Linked DNA regions of Mus musculus: all the other regions are linked to region 2. Evidence: chromatin loops called from intact Hi-C (ENCODE). Cell type or tissue: heart. All regions are shown on one strand. Region 1 has its middle 35 kb from the start of Ifi204. Region 2 holds the start of Mndal (myeloid nuclear differentiation antigen like). Region 3 overlaps Ifi203 (interferon activated gene 203).

Region 1 (8,000 bases), 78 kb after region 2:
ATATATATATATATATATATATATATATATATATACCCGTAATTTCTTTGACAGAAGCACAATTCAGAGATATTTGACTCTGCCTAGAGAAGAGATTCAACATATATAAATTTATAAAAGTGATCCACATTCAAACATAATGAAAGACAAAAACTACATTAATGTCTCATTTGGCAAAGGACAGTGTCAATAGGACAAAATGGCAACCAACAGGTTGGAAAAATACCTTTACCAATCCTACATACAATAGAGGGCTAATATTCAATATATAAAAAGAACTCAAGAAGTTAGGCTCCAGAGGATCAAATAATCCTATCAAAAATGGAGTACAAAGCTAACAAAGAATTCTCAACTAAGGAATATCGAATAGCCAAGAAGCACCTAAAGAAATGTTCAACATCCTTAGTCATCAGGGAAATGCAAATCAAAACAACCCTGTGATTACACCTCACACCAGTAAGAATGGCTAAGATCGAAAAACTCAGGTGACAGCAGATGCTGGCAAGGATGTGGAGAAAGAGGAATACTCCTCTGTTGTTGGAGGGATTGAAAGCTGGTACAACCACTGTGAAAATCAGTCTGGCAGTTCCTCAGAAAATAGGATGTAGTACTACCTGAGGTCACAGCCATACCACTCCTGGGGATATACTCAAAGATGTTGCAACATATAACAAAGACACATCCTCTACTCTGTTCATATCAGTCTTATTTATAATAGCCAGAAGCTGGAAACAACTCAGATGCCCTCAGAAAAATGGATACAGAAAGTGTGCTCCATTTACATAATGGAGTACTACTCAGCTATTAAAAACAATGACTTCATGAAATTCTTAGCAAATGGATGGAACTAGAAAATATCCTGAGTGAGATAACCCAGTCACAAATGAACACACATGGTATGCAATCACTGATAAGTGGATATTAGCCCAGAAGTTCAGGATACCCGAGATACAATTCACAGATCATATAAAGCTCAAGAAGAAGGAGGACCAAAGTGTGGATGCCTCAGTACTTTTTAGGAGGAGGAGCAAAATACTCATGGGAGAAGAGTGTGGAAGGGACTTGAGAGGAAGAGAGGAAGAGGAGAGGGGAAGGGGGACAGGATCAGGTATGGGAGGAGAGAGGGATGATATACAGAGGAAAAGGAATTTGAACAGCGGTGTTTAGCAATGGAGGACAGGAAAGGCCATCAAGAGACTGCCCTACCTGGGGATCCATCCCATGTAAGACACCAAACCCAAACACTATTGTGGATGCCAAAGTGCTTGCTGACAGGAACCTGGTATAGCCATCTCCTGAGAGGCTCTGCCAGAGCTGACAAATACAGAGATGGATTCTCACAGCCAACCATTGGACTGAGCACAGGGACCCCAATGAAGGAGTTATAGGAAGTACTGAAAGAGGTGAAGTATTTTCCAACCCCATGGGAACAACAATATCAACCAACCAGATCCCCTCTGGCTACCAGGGACTAAACCACCAACCAAAAAAAGTACACATGGAGGGACCCATGGCTCCAGCTGCATATGTAGGAGAGGATGGCCTTTGTTGGGCATCAATGAGAAGAGAGGCTCTTGGTCCTGTGAAGGCTTGATGCCCCAGGGTAGGGGAATGCCAGGGCGAGGAGGCAGGAGTGTGTGGGTGAGAGCACCCTCATAGAAGCAGAGAGAGTCAAGTCAGGGATGGATAGCGAGTTTCTCAAGGGGAAACCGGAAAAGGGGATAACATTTGAAATGTAAATAAATAAAAATCCAATTTAACTTTATATGCCTCAGTACAGGGGAATGGCAGGGCCAAGAAGTGGGAGTGGGTGGGTAGAGGAGTGGGTGGGGGGGAGGGTATGGGGGACTTTTGGGATAGCATTGGAAATATAAATGAAGAAAATACCTAATAAAAATAAAGAATAAAAATAAATAAACAATCCTATTTTTAAAATCCTAAAAACATACAATATCTTGGAATGAAAGTAACCAAAGAAGGAAAAGATTTGCACAATGAAAACTTTAAAACAATAAAAGAACTTGAAGAAGTTAAAAGAAGATAAGACGCTTTCCAATTTCATGGGTTTCCAAGAGCTGCCAAACACCAGCACTTGGAAAGCAAACCTCGATGATTTTCTACCCAGGTAAATCTGTGGACCCTGCCAGATGAATGATGGTATCCCTGGAATCGCACTGTTTCTATATTGGCTTTAAAGCTTCCTATAAAGCATTTCCCCATGTCTGACTATAACAATAGTACAGACACCATCCACTATCCTACAAAGGAAGAAACAGTCAGTCAAACACTGCTTTAAGCTCTGAAGCTACCAGATGTTCAGCTTTTTTCCTTGAGTTTCCAAGGCTTCATCTGCTGGCACTACATAGCCCACAATCTGCTGTCATTTCCCATTAAAAATCTCTCAGGGGTCATTTTCTTAAACAGTTATAGAAGACAGTGAAGCCATAGTACAGAGGGCAGTTACGCCCAATTACTTTTTTTTTAAGCTGAGGTTGAAGTTGTATGTTTCTTATAACACTATGCTCTGGGGAAATATGGCCTAGGAACCACTAATGAATGAATGGATGCTTTGGAAATTGCTTAAACCAAAAGTGATTCATCACAGATATTTCCCTATTCAGGAAATGTTCAAGCAAGTACTGTTGTGGTCCGCAGATCACAGCACAAAGCACTCAGAAACTGATCTCAGTTAAACAAGGCTGGTTTATTGAACACACACCCCAAGACTGATTGAACAGGGCTCAGCTCAGATACAAGAGTTATTTTCCAGGGTCAGTTTATATGAGTGAAGGCTACAGATTGGGAATTTGATGATGACGACGACTATTTAAGCCTCAGAATATGGTCAACTTGACCTTTCTTTCAGTCAAACTTTTTTTGAAAATGATTTTATCTTCTTTTTTTTTTCATTTTATTAGATGTTTTCTTTATTTACATTTCGGATGTTATCCCCTTTCCTGGTTTCCCCACTGAAGACTCCCTATCCCCTCCTCCCTCCATCTGCTCACCAACCAACCCACACTGGCTTCCTGGCCCTGGCATTCCCCTATACTGGCTGTGCCTACAGTCAAGCTGCTTTTGTGTCAAACAAGCTGGCAGGCATGAAACAAAAGTATTACAGCTGAGGTAGCAGGCTTCATCAAATCCAAGGAACAACAGACTCTCAGGCGCTCCCCTCTGACCACTTTCATACTGAACAAACAAAGAAGGGTGAGGTGGCTGAGTGACTCGCTTGTATCTCCTTGTGATTCATCTTCTTTCAGATGAGAGTGATTCCTAGTGACCCACTTGTAAGTCTACTAGACATAAAACATGCAGTGTTGCAATTTCTCTCTCTCCTGTGTGTGTGTGTTTGTGTGTGTGTGTGTGTGTGTGTGTGAGTGTGTGTGTGTGTGTGTGTGTGTATGCTTCTTTCTGGAAATTACATTAATAACAGGAAATAAAGTGCTCTATTTTAAGAGCTGGGGAAATGGAAAGCTATGAACAGTGCTGGGAGGAGCCCAGTTTCATCTTGTTTCCCAGGAAGACAGCACACTGTAAAACATCCAGCCCTGCTCAAGCTAGGAACTTACTTTAACCAGTTCTCTTGTTCCCCCCCCCCCGTTATTTTGTAAATACTACATTTTCTCAGCATTTAATAAGATTGCAATGCATTCTGGTGTACTTTTTTGAGTCATTTCTCTTTCTACTCAAAACAGAGAAACTGCATTTCCTGACTTGAAGATTTATAATCTGAACATTGTTGAGAAATTTCCACGGAGGTAAGTCTCTCCCCTTTTATATATAGAAGAGATAGCTCCATGAAACCCACAAGAACATAGGGGATCAGTGTGGTTCTTCCCAGTGGCTGGTGGGGTGAGCACAGATCGTTCAGCTGCCAGCAGGGCAGTGAACCTGCTGCAACAGGTTCTGATACCTCATTCAGGAAGATGACAGCATCTTTCTTTCTCCATGCTTCGAGCTTGAGGTAAGAAAACATGAGCTTTGATTAGTGCAGGTTATAAAATTAGCTTCCTAAGTATAAGTGTCAATGAATGGAAAACAAGAAGGCTTCAGTAGCCTGGGCTGGGCGGTGCAAGGGAATCTGGTGGCTGGACTGAGTAAAAGACAGTTTAGTGATATAAAAAATTACTGTGATATAATATTCAGTGAAATCATGCATTTGAATAAGGAGCTTCATCATCTGGTCTTATTTTAATATTAGACAGCATGAGAACTAGTGGACATGTGCAGTACAACGTTCCTAAGAATCACAAATACAGTTATTCAAATACTTCCTGTTTCAATATGCATATGTAACTCTTTCTTTCTCTCCCCTTCAAAAAAGGGAGTAAGAATAGTATTTAGTCACTGAGAGAAACTTTTTGTCATCATGAAAGTTATTCTTTGTGATAGGCTAAATTTTATTTATTTTTGTTTTTATTTTGTTGTCATAAAATATAGGGACTATGAAGGTCAGTTAAATACAATCATTTCTGTTGTCTATTTTGTCTACTTTTAGGATATTTTAAAGGCTTTCTGTATCCTCTGGCATAGGACTCCGTGTGTACTCAAACTTTGTAATTTAAATGTCAATTTGAGATTTGTACCTGGATTAGACCTATGTTGCTAAGTTTATCAGTTATCCTGCTCAAACTTTCCAGATTTTTCCAGATCTTTTTACCCTACTAACTCAGTAATGACTACACTGTCATATTAACTGTAAACCTGTGGGTTCTCCTTTTTATCTTTTTTAAAAAATTACAGATTTGTGTGCTCTCACAGATATTGAATGTATGTGATGTATATGTATGTGCATGGATACGTGTACTTGTGTGAAGATATATTCCATGTTTCAGTAGAGCTGTGAAATAATGACGAAGAACATGCACTATTATTAACTGAAAAATCCATAGTTAAAACTACCTTCTTCTAAGATGGGAGGGTTTATCTTTCTATGGTATTTAATAATAGTTTTGCCTTCGGTACTATTAAAGCTCCACTAATGTAGATAAATAGGATGTTCTTTAGTTTCTAGTGAATTTAATTTTAGATTTCTCTACTGTTGGGGAATCTTTTATAAACAACCTATAGGTAAATTTCTTAAATAACAATTGGCAGACCTTGTCATTGGACTGGTTAGCGCTCCCAGGGTAGAGTGGCAATCAGCAGAGTTTTGTTTTGCTTCTGCTACTGTTGTTTCACCCAGGATGTTCTTTATATTCTCTTCCGTCTGTCCCTCAACCTTGGTAATGTACTTCCTTTTAGGTGCACCTACTCAAGTTTGAAATTTTCATTATAGAAGAACTGTATTTTCTTTGATAAGTGCATTTTGCTTATATTCACCCTCTTCCCCCTTCCATAATCCCTTCCAGGGATATACTGCCTCCCCTACCCACCCAACTTGGTATTTCCTTTTATTTTTGAAACCCATCAAGGACATTTTCTGTTCAACCAACCAGGGGCCTCATATGCCTTTAATAAGAATGATTCTTCCTTTCTCAGCAGCTATCAAGTGTCAAAATTTCCTTAGCTGGTTATGTGACTTAGTGTCCAATGCCCCCTCCCCTCCTCACTTCATTCTGTGATTTTTGTCTGGTATAAAGGTGCACAAGGCTCCTGATGTGTCACAACTGTGTTGAGTTCAGATGTGCTACTTCCCAGCGGAGTTTGGCAAACACTGTGCCCCTGTAGTCATCTGCCACCCCTGACTACTAGAATTTTTCTTCCCCCTCTTTATAAAGTATTTCTGACCAGAAGGGTAAGATTGCTGATTGTGTTTCTCTACATAGTGTGCACAACAAAGTGTGCATAGTTAGAATGTAGCTTCTGGGTCAATATAAGCTGATTTTCCTGTATTCTATGACTCAAGGATGTGGCGTTGATATCAAGTTATGGAAGGATACTAAAAGCATTATAAGATTTTGGGGGATAATATATATATATTATATATATAATGTAACCTATATAGATAAAGGTAGAAATTTAATTTCTATTGCTTACATATCATTTTTGTGTGAAATAGTTGTGATCCTATTCTTGATACATTCTCAGAAGGATAGTGATTAATACCTAACTTTTTACTCTTGGAAAAAAGTTTCTATCCTCTCTGGCAGTTTCTACACGTACTTTTACCTCCAAGGAAATGGGAGATTTAGATTGCTTTGTTGATTTTCTGGCATTGGGGGAACGTCTGACCTTTTATGCCCTTTACGACTTCGTTATTTGTTCTATAAATTGGTACTGTCATTTTTTTAAAGAAACTGTCTCCTAAGTTCTTGGAATATAGTTATATCTTTTGTAGAACAGTTCAGTAAGCCAGGATTATTAACTTTAGTGATTCCTGATGCTTGCTCAGGATGACTATAGAGGCAGCCAGAGAGAGCCAGGAGAAACAGTTCTTTGTTTTAAGAAAAAGTTCCAGGCTCATCATAAATTCAGCTGTAACCCTGACTAACAAAGTGGCATTAAAACTTACCATACTGCCAAAGCCAGGAGGAACTGAAGGATAGGAGCTCCCTAGGATTGGAGCAGGAGTCCACAGTAGGTCCAGTAAATCCAAAGGTCCTTGTCAATGGGACGGAATCTATCTATTGTATTGCCATAAGAAGCTCTAGTCACAAAACAAAACCATTGCACCATTCCCAGGGTTTGTAGCATGGCTTCTGTTGTGTGTGTGTGTGTGTATACATACATATATGTGTGTTTACATCTATACACATATATGCATATATGTATATATACATTAATGTGTATATAAATATATAAGGAGTCTTCTACAGTAGTAGATTTTGGTATGAATTTTTTGAAATGTAATTAGTGTTAGTTACCCCTCCTTCCATTCCTTCCACTCCCCTGCTCTTCCATTCTCCACCTGATTTAACTCTTAAATTTTCAAAGTTTATGAAAGTATCCAGAGAAAAAAATGTGAGAATGGCTTTCCAAGCAATGAAAAAGAAATCAGCTACATCATAAATATTGATAGTAGAAGGAATGCTATATATTTTGAAACATGTGATCTCAGGAATAAAAATAAACATAAACAGATTATTGAAGGGCTTCCAATATATTTTAGGATGAAGGGATATTTTTAATAAATTAAGAAATTATTAAAAATTTTGAGAGGATTTAAAGATAGTAGGTAGAAAATAGTGACTATATACAAGTAAGACTCACTAAGGCAAAGCTTGAAAGGATAAAATCAAGAATCTATTGAAGCTGGGTGGTGGTGAAGCATGCCTTTAATCCCAGCACTTGGGAGGCAGAGGCAGGCAGATTTCTGAGTTCAAGACCAGCCTGGTCTACAGAGTGAGTTCCAGGACAGCCAGGGCTACACAGAGAAACCCTGTCCAAAAAAAAAAAAAAAAAGAAGAAGAAGAAAGAAAGAAAGAAAGAAACTGTTGACATAATTCCATCAAGTGAACTCTACAGCTAGACTCTGAAAAGTATGTAGATGGTTGGGAAATTGATAGTTCTATAAGCAGAAAGGATCCATCAAATACAATCCAACTCCAGGGGAGACAGAATTCTAAAGAGAGGTGTTTGGGGCAAAGCCTAATAGACAAGGGTCAGTGCCTTAGCATAGCATAGGCCATGAGACGTCAGCCATTGTTCATTCAGGTGCTTCAACACCAATAAATAATGAGAAAAGTATTTTAGCACTTATAACCCATACTTTAAACACTACAATTTCTGATTCAACCCTTTCCCCTACCACAACTGCCAGTGACCTAAATCACTTAATATTTAAGGGGAGATTTTTCCTAGACTTGTTTATTAATACAGAAGTTCTATATATATTTTGTACAGTGGTGCACCTTGTCTTTAACTCTCTTTATCACACACAATTATACACTACATTATTAATGGTTGTTCACTCACATGGGAATATCCTGCCTCGAAAAATGTCTGAATATGTTTGTAATCCTGTGTCTTTAATTTTTATTTTTTTTTTAGGTTTTCTTCTTTGATTTTTTTTTTTAGGTTCATCTATAATTTGAGAGACGATGGCTGAATACAAG
Region 2 (8,000 bases):
TTTGGGCTCAATGGGTTTCTGGAGATACACAGCGATTCCTCTGTGTCTGATGTGAACGAAAACCCACCAATGGTTGTCTCAGATACACTGAAGCAAAAAGCTAAAGCAACTCCCAAAATTTCTTATCTTTTCTCACAAACAATGGGGAGATTTGTGAATGGAATATTTTAGTAATTGAGGTAAGCCATTGCATTATTTGTAAAATTTCTTCTGCAATCTGAGATTTTAAGGTTTATTTAGCTCAAGAGGGATTTGCTCAACTTACTTAATATAGGAAATCATTGCCTTCCAAAACAGAAAATGACCAGGCAAGGCTTCCTCACTTTTGGGATTTCTGTAGTCTCTTACCATTCTTCTCCTGGCTCCACTAGGATATTCTTTAGAAAGAGATTCATCAATAACCTTTGGCATTTTCGTGACTAGGACATTCATTAATAGCCACTCTAATCCCAGACATTGTTCAGTTTACAGCACATTCATGTTTTAGATTTTATCTCTTTGATATCTTCCTTACTTGTATTAGGGGCAACTCAGTTGTGAATAAAGAGCCAAACTCCTAGCCTTGATACAGTTTGAAATGAGGAGTAGAAGATACCAAATAGATTATTCTGCCCTAGAATGAAGCCATGTCTAACAAGCCTGGATTATATCTCTAATGCGTTCTCATTCTCATATGCTTTCTTCTTTTTCAAGATCTTTTGATAAAGAGAATATTGTCTTAAATAGTGAAAGAGGAGTTTAACAGAAAAGCTTAATTTCAGAGTTTATACTTGGACACAGTGAAAGTGGGGAAATTTAAAGAATTCTATAACTTTGGAGTGTTTCTTTAAGTGCCAATATACCAATTCATTTGTTTGACTGTTCAATGTATAATTTTAGAATTTCATGTACATGGATACAGTCACGGCTTTTTACTTGTTATCTTTTCTGTCTTTGGCTGTGCTGGTGTACTAGGTTACACAACAAGTAAACTCAGTGGGATACAAACTAGCACACCAGAACTAAATGCTGTAGTGGCTTAACCTTTGTGAGATTTGGAGTAGAGTGAATCGAGGTGTGCACTGAGCCAATGTGAGCCATTTTTAAAGGAGTTGTGTTTGTATGCATGTAGGTGTGCACATGTGTGTACATGGGTGTATATATGTGTGCATTATATACATGTATGTGTGCGTGAATGTGTGTGTATGTGTGTGGGCATGTGTTTATATATTTGTGCACCTGTGTGTGTATTATATACATGTATGTGTGCATGTGTGTATGCATGTGTGTATATGTCTATGTACATGTGTGTGCATTTTTGTGCAGGTGTGTACACATGTGTCTATATATCTGTGTATCTATTTCTTCTGCTATTTCTTTGTTTCTTTTTTGACTGTTAGTTTATTTTGTTTTATTCTTGTTGCTTTGTCTTTTTAAATTGCCTGGTTTTTGTTTTGTTTTGTTTTGTTTTTTTGTTTTTTGTTTTTTGGTTTTTTTGATCAAGTGAAAGATGTAGAGATATCAGGGTGGGTAGGTTAGAATTATCTGAGAGGAGATAGGTGAAGATATACTTTGATCAGAATATATTGTATGAAAATAACTTTATTTTTCAATACAAGTTAAATTAAGTGAAATAGAGTGGGCTTATAATAATGTTCCCCAATGTCACAGTGAAGCACAGGTAACCTTTCGTCTCAGGCCTCTTGGATGTACCTACATAACCTGCAATGGAAATCAGACTGTTCTGTTTACTTTTGTTGTGTTTTTTTTTTCCTTTTTGATACTTTGTATGAGAACCTTAAGAAATCTCAGCTATTCTGCTATCTTACTACTAGTGCTTAGGAAGATACTGATTTTTCCTAGAGATACCCTGCAGATAAAGACCACATGCAGGTAAAGATTCAGAGGGGTTTCCAAGGCTGGAGAGATGGTTCAGTCATTAAAGGCTAGGCTCACTATAAAATCCCAGGATGATTTCCAAGAAAAGACTTGTTCACTGGAACAGTCTAAACTATTTAGTTTCAGTAATTTTACTTTTTCAGTATTTATTTTATTTTGTCTGTGAGTGTTGAGAAGAATCACAAAGGTCAGGAAACTAGTACTGAGGTTGGAAGGCAAGTTTCAGGAATGAGTTCTCGTCTTCTATTATGAATCCTGATAATTAAGCCAGGTCATCAGGCTTGACCACAAGCACCCTCACCCACTGAGCCATCTCACTGACATGCCCCAGTGTAGGGGAATGCCAGGGCGAGGAGGCAGGAGTGTGTGGGTGAGAGCGCCCTCATAGAAGCAGAGAGAGTCAAGTCAGGGGTAGATAGGGAGTTTCTCAAGGGGAAACTGGAAAAGGGGATAATATTTGAAATGTAAATAAATAAAAATCCAATTTAACTTCATATGCCTCAGTACAGGGGAATGGCAGGGCCAAGAAGTGGGAGTAGGTGGGTAGAGGAGTGGGGAGGGGGGAGGGTATGGGGGGCTTTTGGAATAGCATTGGAAATGTAAATGAAGAAAATACCTAATAAAAATAAAGAATAAAAATAAGTAAACAATCCTATTTTTAAAATCCTAAAAACATACAATATCTTGGAATGAAAGTGACCAAAGAAGGAAAAGATTTGCACAATGAAAACTTTAAAACAATAAAAGAACTTGAAGAAGTTAAAAGAAGACAAGACACTTTCCAATTTCATGGGTTTCCAAGAGCTGCCAAACACCAGCACTTGGAAAGCAAACCTCGATGATTTTCTACCCAGGTAAATCTGTGGACCCTGCCAGATGAGTGATGGTATCCCTGGAATTGCACTGCTTCTATATTGATTTTAAAGCTTCCTATAAAGCATCCAGTAGTAGTTGGTGTCCTTTTTCCCCATGTCTCACTATAACAATAGTACAGACACCATCCACTATCCTACAAAGGAAGAAACAGTCAGTCAAACACTGCTTTAAGCTCTGAAGCTACCAGATGTTCAGCTTTTTTCCTTGAGTTTCCAAGGCTTCATCTGCTAGCACTACATAGCCCACAATCTGCTGTCTTTTCCCATTAAAAATATCTCAGGGGTCATTTTCTTAATCAGTTATAGAGGACAGTGAAGCTATAGTATAGAGGGCAGTTACGCCCAATTACTTTTTTTTTTTAAGCTGAGGTTGAAGTTGTATGTTTCTTATAACACTATGCTCTGGGAAAATATGGCCTAGGAACCACTAATGAATTAATGAATGGATGCTTTGGAAAGTGCTTAAACCAAAAGTGATCCATCACACATATTTCCCTATTCAGGAAATGCTCAAGCAAGTACTGTTGTGGTCTGCAGATCACAGCACAAAGCACCCAGAAACGGATCTCAGTTAAACAGGGCTGGTTTATTGAACACACACCCCAAGACTGATTGAACAGGGGCTCAATTCAGATACAAGAGCTATTTTCCAGGGTCAGTTAATATAGGCAGAAAATCATAATGAGCTCATAAGCGGGTGAGGGGAGGGCTGTAGGGTGGTCAACCTTTTTCCAAGTCTTTTTTTTTTCAAGCTGTCCTCTATCTTTCTTTGCTCTGAGTGAAGGCTATGGGTTGGGAATTTCTGATGATGATGATGACTGTTGAAGCCTCAGAATATGGTCAAATTGACCTTTCTTTCAGTCAAACTTTTTCTTTTAATTTTTAAAATGTTTTTATCTTCTTTTTTTTCTTTTTCTTTTTATTAGATGTTTTCTTTATTTACATTTAGGATGTTATCCCCTTTCCTGGTTTCCCCACTGAAGACTCCCTATCCCCTCCTCCCTCCATCTGCTCACGAACCAACCCACACTGGCTTCCTGGCCCTGGCATTCCCCAATATTGGCTGTGCCTACAGTCAAGCTGCTTTTGTGTCAAACAAGCTGGCAGGCATGAAACAAAAGTATTACAGCTGAGCTAGCAGGCTTCATCAAATCCAAGGAACAACAGACTCTCAGGCGCTCCCCTCTGACCACTTTCATACTGAGCAAACAAAGAAGGGTGAGGTGGCTGAGTGACTTGCTTGTATCTCCTTGTGATTCATCTTCTTTCAGATGAGAGTGATTCCTAGTGACCCACCCTTAAGTCTACTGGACATAAAACATGCAGTGTTGCAATTTCTCTCTCTCCTGTGTGTGTTTGTGTGTGTGTGTGTGTGTGCTTCTTTCTAGAAATTACATTAATAACAGGAAATAAAGTGCTCTATTTTAAGAGCTGGGGAAATCGAAAGCTATGAACAGTGCTGGGAGGAGCCCAATTTCATCTTAAGTCTCCCCAGGAAGACAGCACACTGTAAGGCATCCAGCCCTGCTAAAGCTAGAAACTTACTTTAACCAGTTCTCTTGCCCCCCTCCCTGTTATTTTGTAAATACTACATTTTCTCAGCATTTAATGAGATTGCAATGCATTCTGGTGTACTTTTTTGAGTCATTTCTCTTTCTACTCAAAACAGAGAAACCCCATTTCCTGACTTGCTGAAGATTTATCATCTGAACATTGCTGAGAAATTTCCACGGAGGTAAGTCTCTCCCCTTTTATATATAGAAGAGATAGCTCCATGAAACCCACAAGAACATAGGGGATCAGTGTGGTTCTTCCCAGTGGCTGGTGGGGAGAGCACAGATTGTTCAACTGCCAGCAGGGCAGTGAACCTGCTGCAACAGGTTCTGATACCGCATTCAGGATGATGACAGCATCTTTCTTTCTCCATTCCTCGAGCTTGAGGTAAGAAAACATGAGCTTTGATTAGTGCAGGTTATAAAATTAGCTTTCTAAGTATAAGTGTCAATAAATGGAAAACAAGAAGGCTTCAGTAGCCTGGGCTGGGCGGTGCAGGGGAATCTGGTGGCTGGACTGAGTAAAAGACAGGTTAGTGATATAAAAAATTACTGTGATATAATATTCAGTGAAAAATGCATTTGAACAAGTAGCTTCATCATCTGGTCTTATTTTAACATTAGACAGCATGAGAACTAGTGGACATGTGCAGTACAACGTTCCTAAGAATCACAAATACAGTTATTCAAATACTTCCTGTTTCAATATGCATATGTAACTCTTTCTTTCTCTCCCCTTCAAAAAAGGGAGTAAGAATAGTATTTAGTCACTGATAGAAACTTTTTGTCATCATGAAAGTTATTCTTTTTATAGGCTAAATTTTATTTATTTTTGTTTTTATTTTGTTGTCATAAAATATAGGGAGTATGAAGGTCAGTTACATACAATCATTTCTGTTGTCCACTTGGTTTACTTTTAGGATATTTTAAAGGCTTTCTGTATCCTCTGGCATAGGACTCCGTGTGTACTCAAACTTTGTAATTCAAATGTCAATTTGAGATTTGTACCTGAATTAGACCTGTGTTGCTAAGTTTCTCAGTTATACTACTCAAACTTTCCAAATTTTTCCAGATCTTTTTACCCTACTCAGTAGTGACTACACTGTCATATTAACTGTAAACCTGTGGGTTCTCCTTTTTATCTTTTTAAAAAAAGTACAGATTTGTGTGCTCTCACAGATATTGAATGGATGTGATGTATATGTATGTGTATGGATACGTGTACTTGTGTGAAGATATATTCCATGTTTCGATAGAGCTGTGAAATAAGGACAAAGAATTGCGCTATTATTAACTGATAAATCCATAGTTAAAACTACCTCCTTCTAAGATGGGAGGGTTTAACTTTCTGTGGTATTTAATAATAGTTTTGCCTTCCGTTCTATTAAAGCTCCACTAATGTAGATAAATAGGATGTTCTTTAGTTTCTAGAGAATTTAATTTTAGATTTCTCCACTGTTGGGGAATCTTTTATGAACAACCTATAGGTAAATTTCTTAAATAACAATTGGCAGACCTTGTCATTGGACTGGTTAGGTCCCCCCGGGTAGAGTGGCAATCAGCAGAGTTTTGTTTTGCTTCTACTACTGTTATTTCACCCGGGATGTTCTTTATGTTCTCTTCCGTCTGTCTGTCAGCCTTGGTGATGTACTTCCTTTTTCGCTTTTTTTTTTCTGATCAAGTTTTCATTTTAAAGCATAGGTGCACCTACTCAAGTTTGAAATTTTCATTATAGAAGAACCGTATTTTCTTTGATAAGTGCATTTTGCTTATATTCACCCTCTACCCCCTTCCATAATCCCTTCCAGGGACATACTGTCTACCCTACCCGCTAAACTTAGTGTCCAATGCCCGCTCCCCTCCTAACTTCCTTCTGTGAATTTTGTCTGGCATAAACGTGCACAAGGCTCAGGATGCTTCACAACTGTTTTGAGCTCACATGTGCTACTTCCCAGCGGAGTTTGGCAAACACTGTGCCCCTGTAGTCATCTGCCACCCCGACTACTAGAATTTTTCTTCCCCCTTTTTATAAAGTATTTCTGAGCAGAAGGATAAGATTTCTGATTGTGTTTCTCTGCATAGTGTGCACAACAAAGTGTGCATAGTTAGAATGTAGCTTCTGGGTCAGTATAACCTGATTTTCCTGTATTCTATGACTCAAGGATGTGGCGTCTATATCGTTATGGAAGATTTGGGGGTATATATATATACAGTAACCTATATAGATAAAAGTATAAATTTAATTTCTATTGCTTACATATCATTTTTGTGTGAAATAGTTGTGGTCCTATTCTTGATACATTCTCAGAAGGATAGTGATTAATCCCTAACCCTTAACTCTTGGAAAAAAGTTTCTATTCTCTCTGGCAGTTTCTACACGTACTTTTACCTCCAAGGGAATGGGAGATTTAGATTCCTTTGTTGATTTTCTGGCATTGGGGGAAAGTCTGACCTTTTATGCCCTTTATTTCTTTGTTATTTGTTCTATAAATTGGTACTGTCATTTTTTAAAAGAAACTGTCTCCTAAGTTCTTGGAATATAGTTATATCTTTTGTAGAACAGTTCAGTAAGCCAGGGTCATTAACTTTATTGAATTCCTGATGCTTGCTCAGGATGACTGTAGAGGCAGCAAGAGAGAGCCAGGGGAAACAGTTTTTTGTTTTAAGAAAAAGTTCCAGGCTCATCATAAATTCAGCTGTAACCATGACTAACAAAGTGAAACTAAAACTTACCATACTGCCAAAGCCAGGAGGAACTGAAGCATAGGAGCTCCCTAGGATTGGAGCAGGAGTCCACAGTAGGTCCAGTAAATCCAAAGGTCCTTGTCAATGGGACTGAATCTATCCGGGCCTTGACATAAGAAGCTCTAGTCACAAAACAAAACCATTGCACCATTGCACCATTCCCAGGGTTTGCAGCATGGCTTCTGATGTGTGTGTGTGTATACATACTTATATGTGTATATACATATATACACATATATACATGTATGTATATATACATTAATGTGTAAATAAATATATAAGGAATCTTCTACAGTAGTAGATTTTGGTATGAACTTTTTTGAAATGTAAATAGTGTTAGGTACCCCTCCGTCCACTCCTTCCACTACCCTGCTCTTCCATTCTCCACCTGATTTAACTCTTAGGTTTTTAAAGGTTATGAATGTAGCCAGAGAAAGAAATGTGAGAATGGCTTTCCAAGCAATGAAAAAGAAATCAACTACATCATAAATATTGATAGTGGAAGGAATGCTGTATATTTTGAAACATATGATCTCAGGAATAAAAATAAACATAAATAGATTATTGAAGGGCTTCCAATATATTTCAGGATGAAGGGATATTTTTAATAAATTAAGAAATTATTAAACATTTTGAGAGGATTTAAAGATAGTAGGTAGAAAATAGTGACTATGTACAAGTAAGACTCACTAAGGCAAAGATTGAAAGGATACAATCAAGAAACTATTGACGCTGGGCAGTGGTAGAGCATGCCTTTAATCCCAGCACTTGGGAGGCAGACACAGGCAGATTTCTGAGTTAAAGGCCAGCCTAGTCTACAGAGTGAGTTCCAGGACAGCCAGGGCTACACAGAGAAACCCTGTCTCAAAAAAAAAGAAAGAAAGAAAGAAAGAAAAAGAGGAAATAAAAAAGAAACTGTTGACATAATTCCATCAAGTGAACTCTACAG
Region 3 (8,000 bases), 55 kb before region 2:
ATAAAAATAAACATAAATAGATTATTGAAGGGCTTCCAATATATTTCAGGATGAAGGGATATTTTTAATAAATTAAGAAATTATTAAACATTTTGAGAGGATTTAAAGATAGTAGGTAGAAAATAGTGACTATGTACAAGTAAGACTCACTAAGGCAAAGCTTGAAAGGATACAATCAAGAAACTATTGACGCTGGGCAGTGGTAGAGCATGCCTTTAATCCCAGCACTTGGGAGGCAGACACAGGCAGATTTCTGAGTTAAAGGCCAGCCTAGTCTACAGAGTGAGTTTCAGGACAGCCAGGGCTACACAGAGAAACCCTGTCTCAAAAAAAAAAAAAAAGAAAGAAAGAAAGAAAGAAAGAAAGAAAGAAAGAAAGAAAGAAAGAAAGAAAGAAAGAAAGAGGAAAGAAAAAAAGAAACTGTTGACATAATTCCATCAAGTGAACTCTACAGCTAGACTCTGAAAAGTATGTAGATGGTTGGGAAATTGATAGTTTTATGAGCAGAAAGGATCCATCAAATGCAATCCAACTCCAGGTGAGACAGAATTCTAAAGAGAGGTGTTTGGGGCAAAGCCTAATAGACAAGGGTCAGTGCCTTAGCATAGCATAGGCCATGAGACTTCAGCCATTGTTCATTCAGGTGCTTCAACACCAATAAAGAATGAAAGAAGTATTTTAGCACTTATAACCTGTACTTTAAACACTACAATTACTGATTCAACCCTTTCCCCTACCACAACTGCCAGTGACCTAAATCACTTAATAGTTAAGGGGGAGATTTTTCCTAGACTTGTTTATTAATACAGAAGTTCTACATATATTTTGTACAGTGGTGCACCTTGTCTTTAACTCTCTTTATCACACACAATTATACACTACATTATTAATGGTTGTTCACTCACATGAGAATATCCTGTCTTGAATATGTCTGAATATTTTGTAATCCTGTGTCTTTAATTTTTTTTAGGTTAATCTATAATTTGAGAGATGATGGCTGAATACAAGAATATTGTTCTTCTAAAAGGATTAGAGAACATGGAGGACTATCAGTTTAGGACAGTCAAGTCCTTACTAAGAAAAGAACTAAAACTTACTAAAAAAATGCAAGAAGATTATGATAGGATTCAGCTGGCGGACTGGATTGAGGACAAGTTCCCCAAAGATGCTGGACTAGACAAACTGATAAAAGTGTGTGAGCACATAAAAGATCTTAAAGACCTTGCTAAAAAACTTAAAACAGAGAAGGCAAAAGGTAATAGGGGAAACCCTGAGTGAGCACTCACCCTTTCTCCAGGCTTCCCAAACTTGCTAACTCCCTGTATGATCACAGCTGATATGCCCCATATCCATTGTGTACCTTGGGAAATATAGGGGTTGAAACGTTTGGAATATATACAAATTTGATATAAAATTTGCTGATTTTAAGAAATCCTTTCTTACAAATAAGTTTGACATATTTCAGAATAGACATCCTTTGTATTGGAGGTAAATAAAATAATAATCAGTTTTGAGATAGATTAGAACATGGTAGAAAAACTAGAAAATAAGGTAAAATTTGAAAAAAGTTATTTAAATAAAATAAATGTAATACCCAATTAACAATCTAACACTTTCACTAATATCTTTTCTGATAAGAAATATGATCTAATATTTATGTAGAAGCCTGCATCTTAGAGATGTTAGGTTAGATCTTAGTCAAGAAGTTTCTCACTAGAAAGTCACTGGGTTTAAAATATAATAAATATACTGATATATAACTCTGGACCATAGCAGTTAGCATAAAGATGATCAAGCAGGGATACCCGCATTTTGAGAACACCTCAAGTTACACAGAAAAATGTATACCCAACATATAAGAAATCCAAATCCAATGTTACCACTTTGATACATCAAATATCAAGTCATTATTTCTTTCTCTTTGTATATGGTTTTGAATGATTTTCCTCAGGAGGCTACCTACTGTTATTATCATAAAAATTTCAGGTTCTTAAAATCAGTCTGTGGTATAAGAGGGTACAGTTGATATAAAAAGAAGTTCCCAGGATGGAGAGACTATGTCTGCTATATCTGGGAAGAGCAAAGACTCCCCTAGGGCAAAGTGCATGCCTGACTTGGTACTCTGAGCTGCCTTATGGCCAGGAAGAGCCCAGGCAGCAGAATAAAATAAACACACAGACATATGAAGAGACCAAATGATTCTTGAAATCCTTCTTTCTATAAAAGCTTTAATGAACATGGAATGGAATATCAATTTCCTTTTATTTTAGGAAAAGAAAGAAAATAAGTAATTCTGAATGAGCTGCAGCTATCATCCCCATTTCCCTGAGTTTGGTGTGTTTTCTTTACCCCTACAGTTCAAAAGAAAAAGGAAGGAAAATGCAAAACGGCTGGGAAAAAAAAAGGGCAAGATGAACTCAGTTCTTCTGAATCTCTTTTCAACAATAAAGAATCAAACAAGAGTGTACCGTCTTCAAAGGTAAAGTGGCTACTCTCCCACCAATAGTTTTCTACTCATGTTCTTCTCCTTGTTAATTCTTTAAGAAGATTTAATACTCTATCTAGTCTGAGACCCTAGTGAGAACAGGGTTCAAGTCAATACATATATAGTAACCTGTCACTCATTTGGTTTCAGATTTACTATGTGGTATAATTTGTGCAGTATAAGCCTCAGTGATGGAGACATCAAATCATTACACAGCTTTTCAAAGACAATTACTGTAAAGTGTCTGTTTGGGTTGTGGTTTCTAAAATGACAAAACCTAAATATGGAAGTTGTCATTCTACACCTGACGCTGTTCTGCCCCCATGGGGATAAGTTGAGTGACATTAATGCATTGTTTCTACTACTCTATAAGGCAATTCTCTATCTCTTGATTAGGGTTTTTATTGCCGTGAAGAAACACCATGACTAGGCCCACACTTATAAAAGAACACATTTCATTGGGACTGGCTTACATACAGAGGTTTAGTCCATTATTGTCATGGTGGGGAGCATGGCAGAGTGCAGGCATAATGCTGGAGAGGAGATGAGAGTTCTATATATCCACAAGCAGCAGGAAGAACGAAGTAACCCTGAGCTTGACTTGAACATGTGAAACCTTTAAGATAACCCCCAGTGACCCACTTCATAAAAGCACAACAATCCAACCAGGCCACACTTCCTAAGCGTGTCACTCTGTGGTGGGCAACCATTCAAATCTATGAGTTTGTAGGAGCCATTAAAAAAATCAGATTTACTAATTTTATCTATGTGTACAACATTGCTGTCTTCAGAAGAGGGCGTTAGGTTCCATTACAGATGGCTGTGAGCCACCATGTGGTTGCTGGGAACTGAACTCAGGTCCTCTGGAAGAGCAGTCAGTGCTCTTAACCACTGAGCCATCTCTACAGCCCATAGGAGTCATTCTTATTCTAACTACTAGACAATACAATTCATCTGTAAAGAATGAGGTATGTGGCAAGCAGTGGTTGCTCATAACTTTAATCTCAGCAATTGGGAGGCAGAGGCAAGGTGATTTCTGAGTTCAAGGCCAGGCTAGTCTACAGAGTGAGTTCTAGGACAGCCAGGATTATACAGAGAAACCCTGACTTGAGAAAATGCTGTGTGTGCATAATGACAGAAATATAATTAGAATTTAGTAATAAAAGCAAAGATTTTTATGGTCTTGAAAATATTGTGCTTCACTTAATTTTAAAGACATTCCCAAGGGCTGATGACAAAACTATAGAAAAACACAACTTAGTATGTACAAGGTTCAGGGTTCAATTTCCAACACATGAGAGAATCTAGAGAGAAAGACAATGTTGCTTTTTCAGAAAAAGAGAAAACAGATCACAAAAACTGAAGGTGGAAAGAAAAAGAAGCTCACCCAGGAGCAGGCTCAGCTTCCAGAAACTTCAGGAACCAACATAAAAAAAGAGGAAGATTGCCTCCAGAATCCTCATAAGTCTCCACCAACACCATCCAGCAGTTCCTCAAACAAGGTAACACTTTCCTATCCCCAATGATTGCCCCTTCCCAAAGCACATCACTGGGCTCCCCACAATCTTGGAAAACCTTCTCACTAATCCCCTACTGCAAAGACTTTACTCATTTTATTAAATAACACATTAAGTTATCTTATCACGTAACACAGTCTCAGTTGGTACTGAAAAGGTAAATATGAAAAGCTTTCTGGTGTTGTTAACCAGCTCTCTGCTTTGGGTTCAGAAGAAAGTATAGGGGATACCAGAGTATTTCAACCTGCCATTGCCTAGTTTCTTCTCAGCCTGTTTCCCTTTGCTGGTGACCCATCTTCTGAGGCTATGTTCCTCATTCTGTGTTCTACTCAGGAGGTATTTTGACATGTGATATTTCCCTGTTTGGGAAATCTTGATCACTGTCCACTACTGACCAAATGTTCTAGAACTGTAATAGTCACTTTTGCTGAGAGTCAGCCTCAAGCCTGTTCCACGTATATCCCAAACTCTCCCTGCCATTCATCATTAAAGGGAACAGCTCCCTCTTAACCTCCCGAAGAATTCTTAATATAATTACAATGATTATAACAGTGACAGTACTTCCCTTAATAATGTACTATTTAATGTTATCATCATTTACCAGGTATTTATTTTGAGACCCTGGTTGCAATTTATACAAACCTCATTTTGATACATGTTACAATTGTATTTAACAGTCTATGTGATCAATGTTCAATTCCTTTATATGATAGAGTCCTGTGATTTACCATGGAATAAAGTCCTTGGGCACATCTAATTATCTGTGCTCATAAATAGTGACAGAAATACAATTGGAGATGTATACTGTGGGAAGCCAATAAATGCCATTACAAGATGGCGCTGGTTTCAATAAGCCGACGCCCATGAATATGGGTAAACAACCAATGTGAGCATGTGCAGTAGAGTTTTTTGCCAAGTCACTGCCTGGCCTGAGGCATGTAAATGAGGTACTGAAAACATAACCAATCAGGTATAGACACACCACTCCTAGGCCTATATAAGCAGTGCCAGTGCTGGGGCTCGGGGTCTTTCGTTTCATTATCAAGCTCTCCCAATAAACGTGTACAGAAGAATCCTGTTGTGGCGTCCTTCTTGCTGGCAAGTCGGGCGTCTACAAGTGGTGCCAAAACCCGGGAACAAGATATCTTAAGGCACAAACAAAGACCCTCAAGAAAGGGAGGATTCAAAACTACATTTTGTGAGAGAATTAAGGTAAGTCTCTAAGAGATATGTTTTCTTTCAAAATAGATCCTGTAATTGTTGCTGGGGTTGTGTTGCTTGTTTTCTTTCTTGTCCTGATATTATGTTATTGTCTTAATTTTCATCGCCCTAGACAATGAGTGTATCTGCTGAAAATAATTTCATGTAGATAATGCTTTAGTCCAAGACGATTATGGGTACTGGCCAGTCTACACCATTAGTAGGGCCAGTACAAACCTTGCTCAAAGAACGAGGTTTAAAGATTTCTGAAAGTACAGTGAGAGGGTTCTTAAAAAATAGACAGACTTGCTCCTTGGTTTGCCCCCACTAGGTCGCTAACGCTACCTAGTTTAAAAAAGTTAGAGAGAAATATAAAGAGAGGAAAAACTGAAGGGAAAGGGAAAGCAAAAACAAAACCGTTATGGAAGTTGATTAAGGCTTGTATCCAGGACAAAAAAATATGAACCAGCTGTTAAGGAAGGGCAACAACTTACAAAAACACCAAAAAAAGTCAAAAAAAATAAAATAAAATAAAAAAGAAGGAGCACACAAAAAAATAAGTAAAGGAAGAAATATAAAAAGAGAAAAGGAAAAAAAAAACCAAAATATAGAGATTCAAAAGATAATATAAAGAATAAAGATCAAAAAAATTAAGTCAAACCTTAGTGGTACATCTACCAACCTTTGTCCCTGTGCCTATTGAGGCAAATCCAAAAAAGTTCCCAATCATGAGTCTTGTTCAACAAAAGAGAGATTTTAAAATCACAGCTGCCATTGTTACTGCCATTGTGCTGTCCACGACTTCAGCGGTTACCGCAAATTCGCTATGGCCAATCAAGTTAATACTGCTGACACCATAAATCAGGTAACAAAAAAAAGTCTGAGACATTGCTTACCCTACAAAGGGCAGATTCTCATATCTCCTCAAAGTTATTGTTAGTAAATCAAAAAGTAAATGTTTTACAACATAACATAGAACAAATGATAGATGTCATACAAATGAGTTGTGTGACATCAACCCTGCATGTGTACATTACTCCCATTAGATATACTAATGATTCTTTTATTAAAAGTACAGATTTATCAAATTATCTAAAAGAGAACTGGTCACAATAGCTAGAAAGGTTACAGAGAAAGCTGCAAATACAGATCCTAAACCTTAATAGAACCAGAGTGAAACCAGTGACCCTTAGAGACTTTACCTCTTGGCTTACTTCTACATTTTCTTACTTTAAAAAATGGGTGGGAGTAATTTTGTTTAGTGCTGCCATATGCTGTGGACTGGTATTTATGCTTTGGTTGGTTTACAAATTCAAAACCCAACAAAAACGTGACAAGGTGATTATAACTCAAACACTTTTAGCCATTGAGAACAGTGCCTCCCCTGAGGTTTGGTTATCTATGCTCAAAAATTAGTCGACATCTGAGTCCTCTATTCTTACACCCCACAGATCTATGGATCCATTACACTAAAATGAGAGACTCAACGATCATTGATCAGTCCTTACACACCGCTGAGGTTTCCTCATCGCACTCAGTAGGGTGATCATGATTTGCCCTTCTAAATCCTTCCTGATCGTTTTGTGCTGAGAAAGTGAGAGACTAGATCATCAGATTAGGCCTTTTCTATTATATAAAAAAGAGAGAGATGTGGGAAACCAATAAATGCCATTACAAGATGGCGCTGGTTTCAATAAGCCGATGCCCATGAATATGGTTAAACAACCATGAATATGGGTAAACAACCAATGTGCGCATGTGCAGTAGAGTTTTTGCCGAGTCACTGCCTGGCCCGAGGCATGTAAATGAGGTACTGAAAGTATAACCAATCAGGTATAGACACACCACTCCTAGGTCTATATAAGTAGTGCTAGTTCTGCAGCTCGGGGTCTTTTGCTTTCACTATCAAGCTCTCCCAATAAACGTGTACAGAAGAATCCTGTTCTGTTGTCCTTCTTGCTGGCAAGTCGGGCGTCTACAGTATACAGTCCAGGAAAATAGGCTACAGTTAAAGGCAGTTATGGTTTTAGTGGCATCAGTATCATAGCAATGGTTGCATTTTAGAAAACTTGCACCTTGAAGTAGCAAAACCACACAAGGAAACGGTAAAAGGTGCGATTACATTTGTATGTACCTATTTGCCTACTAACTAAATTTCCTGTTTTATAAATGGTGGGAAAACATCCAAATCTATGAGTCTATGGGAGACATTCTTATTCAATCCACTGCACAATACACTTCACCTGTTAAGAATAAGGTGTGTGCACAATGAAACAAATATGATTAGAATTAAGTAATAAGTACAAAGCTTCTTGCAGTTTGAAAATATTGTGCATCATTTAATTTTAAAAACATCCCCAAGGGCTGATGATAAAACAATCACACCTTAGTGTGTGCAAGGCTCAGGGTTCAACTTCCAATACATGAGAGCATCTAGAGAGAAAGACAAGGTTGCTCTTTCAGAAAAAGAGAAAACAAATCACAAAAACTGAAAGTGGAAAGAAAATGCTCACCCAGGGGCAGGCTCAGCTTCCAGAAACTTCAGGAACCAATATAAAAAAGGATGAAAATTGCCTCCAGAATCCTCATAAGCCTCCACCAACACCATCCAGCAGTTCCTCAAACAAGGTACCACTTTCCTATTCCCAATGATTGCCCCTTCCCAAAGCACATCACTGGGCTCCCCACAATCTTGGAAAACCTTCTCACTAATCCCCTACTGCAAAGATTTTACTCATTTTATTAAATAACACATTAAGTTATCTTATCATGTAACACAGTCTCAGTTGGTACTGAAA

The links. Peaks named below come from ENCODE experiments on the same cell type or tissue, not always from the same donor. Only the 100,000 strongest peaks of a DNase experiment are listed, where the experiment ranks them.
Region 1: it touches region 2 in a loop (8-fold over the local background); 3 of 42 quality-filtered maps call a loop at or near these places.
Region 3: a loop joins it to region 2, with 2.2 times the contacts of the local background. A loop is called at or near these places in 12 of 42 quality-filtered maps.

The regions. Positions count from the first base shown.
Region 1 is chr1:173,798,257-173,806,256 of GRCm38, reverse strand. It overlaps the pseudogene Ifi203-ps. Among named protein-coding and RNA genes, the nearest start is that of Ifi204, 35 kb to the right of the region's middle. In heart, no CTCF peak of the experiment used is centred here; DNase peaks (open chromatin) are centred at 3,196 and 3,416.
Region 2 is chr1:173,876,413-173,884,412 of GRCm38, reverse strand. It overlaps Mndal (myeloid nuclear differentiation antigen like), which reads left to right and starts at 4,226. Exons shown (of 10, transcript NM_001170853.1): 1 at 4,226-4,262; 2 at 4,423-4,488. It also overlaps the pseudogene Gm21031. In heart, a CTCF peak has its summit at 4,910; a DNase peak (open chromatin) is centred at 3,852.
Region 3 is chr1:173,930,997-173,938,996 of GRCm38, reverse strand. It overlaps Ifi203 (interferon activated gene 203), which reads left to right. Exons shown (of 10, transcript NM_001302649.1): 3 at 971-1,255; 4 at 2,358-2,479; 5 at 3,820-3,987; 6 at 5,071-5,214. The coding sequence starts at 991. Among named protein-coding and RNA genes, the nearest start is that of Ifi203, 7.5 kb to the left of the region's middle. In heart, no CTCF peak of the experiment used is centred here; no DNase peak of the experiment used is centred here.